Regions from separate parts of the Homo sapiens genome. Here region 1 is linked to region 2. A link is a loop called in an ENCODE intact Hi-C map of the cell type or tissue named here. Cell type or tissue: PC-3. All regions are shown on one strand. Each heading gives the region's core, and the rest is flanking DNA. Links, peaks and the distances in the headings are about the cores only. Region 1 has its middle 120 kb from the start of UBE2E1. Region 2 overlaps UBE2E2 (ubiquitin conjugating enzyme E2 E2).

Region 1 (2,817 bases), core at 284-2,783, 110 kb before region 2:
TCTTTGCAAAATGTGATCTGTTACAAAGTATTTGCTGCTCCTATTATAATCACTAGCATTTGTAGCAGTAATAGTGCAGCAGCATCTCCACCATTTCGGCCTGGGGATGGGTGGGGAACAGTGTTCCTGGCATGGGGCTTTGGAGCAAGACAGACCTGGGTTGGGATCCTAGAACCATCTTTCATGCAGGTTCAACTTAGAAACACCACCTCCTCTCTCAGTCCTAGTTTCCTCCTTTGTAAAATGGAGATTAGAATACCTACCAGGCAAGGTTGTGAAACGCATGCAGAGAATCTATGAAGCAGATATCTAGCTCATGTCCAGGATACAAAAAAAATGGCAGGGTCATTTAGAAAATGCACTTTCTTAGGCTGAGCTGAAAGGAGTGCTTGGGCCAAAGGCCCCCCCTGACTTCTTCCCCAACCTGGAAAAGTCCAGGCTCACCCAACTGCTGCCACTCTAGGACAGGGATAAGTGTGAACTTAAAGGGTTAAGGAGATCTGGCTTCAGAAGCAAAGTGCTGAGGGGAAAGCAGGAGGTGGGCTGGGAAGGGGCCCTGGGCACTATTAGCATGCAGCTGGTAAATGCTGCCCACCGATCCAGGCTCAGCTGTTCCTCCTCGCAGAGCCAAAGGAGAAGGATGAAAAAACGGTGGTCAGAGCTGTTGGTGGAAGGGGTCTTTCTGTGGGAGCTGTTCCATCTCACACACAGCCCTGATTTAAATCTGAGAAGGAGCCCCTGGAGGCAGTTTTGTGAGCCCTGCAATGCTAATTAACTCCACTGTTATATTTCAACATGAGAGTCCCTCTAGGATTGGAGCACTTCTTTCTCCTGGAAGAATTTTAAATTTTGCACCAGTGTATAAAAGTCTCTGCCAATACTGTGGGCAGAGGGGCCTGAAAGTAGAATCTGCAGAATTTTCTGGGTGAGGGTTCAGGTGGAAAGACTGGTCTCTCACAAGTGAGAAGTTGACAACACACCATAACCATAATTGTCTTTCGATTTTTCATTTTATTTAAACCACTCTCTAGCTTACTAAGTTATGTTTTAATGGTTAGAGCTTTTAAAAGGGAAAAAAAGTAGGGAGGGGAACCCCCAAACCAATGAACTAAACCTTGAGAGAATGGAAGCCACGTGAAGGGACTGGTGAGTTCATGATAAATTCCCTGCAAAAGCAATTCCAGAAAATTTAAGTTCCCTCTGCCAAATGCCTGAACTGTCAGGGAGCCAAGAGAAAAAGGAGGGACCAGATGAGACATCTCAGCAGGGGGCCCGTCCCTGCCAACCAACAGAACCAACTCCCCCAACTTGATCTGATCCCAGAGAGGATCGGGTGATTCAAAAGTCAGGAAGACAATTGTTCAGGGCCTTCTGGATTACTCATAACTCATGCCCTGACTCACCAAGTTGGACTCATTCCAGGCAGAGAGGGAGTGAGAGGCTCAGGGTGAGTGCACAGAACTGGCCGCCTCACCACTGGCAAACCAAGATCCCAATCTACGTGACAGGGACTGTGGACTCTGGATTCTTGTCCATGGGGTGAAAGATAACTGCAGTTTATGAAGATGGTCATAACCCCCCAACACCCAAGACTGAGTTGAGAGGCAGGCTCAGGTATTCCAATAACTGATTGGCATCCTAAAGGGGGCAGAGCTTCGCGGTCCCTGGCTGGGACAGTGGGAATTTTATTGTGGGTAGGGAGTAAGAGCAGCCTGGTTATTTCAGCGTCTAAGGGTTACACCGAGAGTTCCTTTAGACATGCTCAGTCCAGCTGCCATATGGTAGGTGCCAGTCACAAGTACTACTGAGCACTTGAAATGTGGCTGGGCCGAATTGGGAGGTATAAAATACTCACCAGACTTCAAAGACTGAGTATGAAAAAACAATGTAAACTATCTCATAATTATTTATATTGAACACGTTGAAATGGTAGATTTTTAAATATATACTGGGTTAAATAAAATTTTTAAAAATAATTTCGGGCTGGGCACGGTGGCTCATGCCTGTAATCCCAGCACTTTGGGAGGCTGATGTGGGTGAATCACGAGGTCAAGAGATCGAAACCATCCTGGCCAACATGATGAAACCCTGTCTCTACTACAAATACAAAAATTAGCCGGGTGTGGTGGTGTGCACTTGTAATCCCAGCTACTCAGGAGGCTGAGGCAGGAGAATCGCTTGAACCTGGAAGGCAGAGGTTGCAGTGAGCCGAGATCGTGCCAACTGCGCTCCAGCCTGATGACAGAGTGAGACTCCATCTCAAAAAAAAAAAAAAAATCATTTTTCTTAACGTGGTCACTAGGAAAGTTAAAATCACATATGTGACTCACATTTTATGGCTCACATTTGATTTCATTGGCCTGACTGCTTTAGACACATTAAGGGTCATCTCTTCTAAGGCAAAGTGATTAAGAACAAAGGCTGAGGCTGGGCATAGTGGTTCACACCTGTAATCCCAGCACTTTGGGAGGCCAAAGCGGAAGGATCACTTGAACTCAGGAGTTTGAGACAAGCCTGGCAACAAAATGAGACCCCATCTCTACAAAAAATAAAAAAAAATGGCTGGGCATGGTGGTGCACACCTGTAGTCCCAGCTACTTGGGAGGCTGAGGTGGGAGGATCGCTTGAGCACAGGAGATCAAGGCTGAGATGGCACCACTGCACTCCAGCTTGGGAGACAGAGAGAGAGTCTCAAAACAAAACAACAAAACAACAACAACAACAACAACAACAACAACACAGCCTGTGGATCTTGACCATTTAGGTTGAAATTTTGGATCTACCATCAGTTGGTTGTAAGATTTGTTCAAGTTTTCA
Region 2 (2,817 bases), core at 238-2,737:
TACCGCATGTTCTCACTTATAAGTGGGAGCTAAACATTCAGTACCCATGGACACAAAGAAGCAAACAACAGATACCATGGCCTACTTGAGGGTGGAGGGTGGGAGAAGGGTGAGGATAGAAAAACTACCTATGCTTATTACCTGGGTGACAAAACCAACTGTATATCAAACCCCTGTGACATGCAATTGACCTATATAATAAATCTGCACATGTACCCCTGAAACTAAAACAAAAAATCCAGACTAAAAGGGATAAGCAGCAGCTAAGTGGTAAGAGGAAAGTGAATCCTGAGGAAATGGAGAAAAGACAGGCAGACTGCTGAACTGCTGAATGACTCTATTTGCAAGACCAAAGAACATTCTATCTTGGTTGGTAGGTGGTATGGAAGAAATTACACGAAAAATTTTTTTATTCCCCTTTCATAAGAAAACATACACATCTTGAAGAAACACAAAGATAGTATAGCATAGTGGAAAAGGGCATGGGCATTGGATCCAGAATGTCTGGGTTTTTAACTTAGTTCCACCACGGAGTCAGGTCACCTTGGGAAATTACTGTGCCTCAGTTTCCTCAACTGCAAAATGGGGAGAATAATGGTACCTACACTTCATAGTTTGTTATGAGAATTAAGTGAATTAATCCTTGTAAAGCATATACAAATTGAAAACAAATATGTATTTGTGTGCATCTTTTAAGAATATATACCTGATTGTCTTCTTAAAGACATTCTCTTCAGATAAAATCCAAACTCAGCATGGCTCCCAAGGTCTTCTGTGATCCAGACTTTATCTTTCTAGCCTCCTCCCCTCATGCTTTAACCATAATAAATGACTTTCAGCTTTTTAAATAAGCCCTGCTCGAGGATGCCAGGAGTTTAAGATGAACCTGATCAATATAGCGAGACCCCGCCTCTACATAAATTTTTAAAAATTAGCTGGGTGTGGTGGTGCATGCCTATAGTCCCAGCTACTCTGGAGGATCCCTTGAGTCCAGGAGTTCAAGATTGTGGGGAGCTATGGTTGTGCCACTGCACTCCAGCCTGGGTGTCAGAGTGAGACCCCACCTCAAAAATAAATAAATAAAAATTAAAAAAATAATAAAAGGACCAACAATTTCACCATTTACCTGAAATAAAAGCCCTTTGCCATATGCAAAACGTGTTTAACATGAATCAGATCTGACGTTAGATAGGAAGTTACGTGACATTACCATAAGGATTTTTAAAACTTAAGATATTTTGTAAAGTTTGGGATATTTTCTGGGACATCTGATTACCTGAATCAAGTTATTAAAATATGCAATAAAAAAATAAGCCCTGCTCTTTTATGATTATGTTTGTTTGCTTATGTTGGTTCCTCTGCCTGGGATAACCTTTTCTACTTTTTTACCTGGCAGGCTTCTACTCATTTCTCAACATTTAGTTCAAGCATAGCCTCCCTGAGGATGTCTTCCAGGGGCTTCCTAGCAGTCTTATGTGTCCCATCTCTGATTTGTTTGTTCATATCTCTATCATTGCACTGCAAATACAGGCATACCTTGGAAATGTTACAGGTCTGATTACAGACTGCCGCAATAAAGTGAATGTCACAATAAAGTGAGTCACACATATTTTTTGGTTTCCCAGTGCGTGTTTATACTGTAGTCTATTACGTGTGCAATAGCATTATGTCTTAAAAAAGTACATACCTTAAAAATATTGCTAAAAAAATGCTAACAATCATCTGAGCCTTCAGTAAGTCGTAATCTTTTTACTGTTGGAGGATCTTGCCTTAATGTGGATGGCTGCTGACTGATCAGGTTACTGAAGGCTGGGGTGGCTATGGCAATTTCTTACAATAAGACAACAATACAGTTTGCCGCATCGATCGACTCTCCCTTTCAGGAAAGAGTTCTCTGTGCATGTGATGTTGCTGTTTGACAGTATTTCACTTACAGAACTTCTTTCAAAATCGGAATCAAGCCTCTTAAATCCTGCCACTGTCTTATCAGCTAAGTTTATATGTAATATTCTAAAAACTTTGTTGTCATTTCAGTGTTCAAACAATCTTCACCAGTAGATTTCATCTTAGGAAACCACTTTCTTTGCTCACCCATAATAAGCAACTCTTCATCTGTTCAAGTTTGTTCATAAGATTATAGCAGTTCAGTCACATTTACAGGTACTACTCTAATTCTAGTTCTCTTGCTATTTCCATTACATCTGCAGTTATTTCCTCCAATAAAAGTTGTGAAACCCTCAAATCATCCACGAGAGTTGGAATCAACTTGTTCAAAACTCTGGTTAATGTGGATATTTTGACCTCCTCCCATGAATCACAAATGTTCTTAATGGCACACAGAATGGTGAATCCTTTACACAAGGTTTTCAATTTACCTTGGTCAGATCCATCAGAGAATCGCCATCTATGGAAACTATAGCCTTAGGAAATAGTATTCTTTTTTCTTTTTTTTTTAAGAGACAGGGTCTTGCTCTGTTGCCCAGGCTGGAGTGCAGTGGTACGATCGTAGTTCACTGTAACTTCGCGATCCTGGGCTCAAGTGATCCTCCTGTATCAGTCTCCCAAGTAGTTAGGACTACAGACACAAACCGTCATGCCTGGCTAACTTTTAATTTTTGTTGTTGTTGTTGTTGAGAAAGGGTCTTGCTATGTTGCCCAGGCTGGTCTCAAACTCCTGGCCTCAAGTGATCCTCCCACCTAGCCTCCCAAAGCACTGGGATTACAGATATGAGTCACCACACCCAGGCTTTTAGGTTTTTTTTTTTTTTTTTGAGATGGAGTCTTGCTCTGTTGCCCAGGCTGGAGTGTAGTGGCACG

The links. Peaks named below come from ENCODE experiments on the same cell type or tissue, not always from the same donor. Only the 100,000 strongest peaks of a DNase experiment are listed, where the experiment ranks them.
Region 1: it touches region 2 in a loop (2.4-fold over the local background); 1 of 110 quality-filtered maps calls a loop at or near these places.

What each region holds. Positions count from the first base shown.
Region 1 is chr3:23,684,538-23,687,354 of GRCh38, reverse strand. No RefSeq gene overlaps it. Among named protein-coding and RNA genes, the nearest start is that of UBE2E1, 120 kb to the left of the region's middle. In PC-3, for the core only: no CTCF peak of the experiment used is centred there; a DNase peak (open chromatin) is centred at 1,334; H3K27ac peaks cover 1,998 bases.
Region 2 is chr3:23,579,339-23,582,155 of GRCh38, reverse strand. The region is part of intron 5 of UBE2E2 (ubiquitin conjugating enzyme E2 E2); the gene reads right to left. Among named protein-coding and RNA genes, the nearest start is that of UBE2E1, 230 kb to the left of the region's middle. In PC-3, for the core only: no CTCF peak of the experiment used is centred there; a DNase peak (open chromatin) is centred at 1,595; H3K4me3 peaks cover 620 bases; H3K27ac peaks cover 1,690 bases.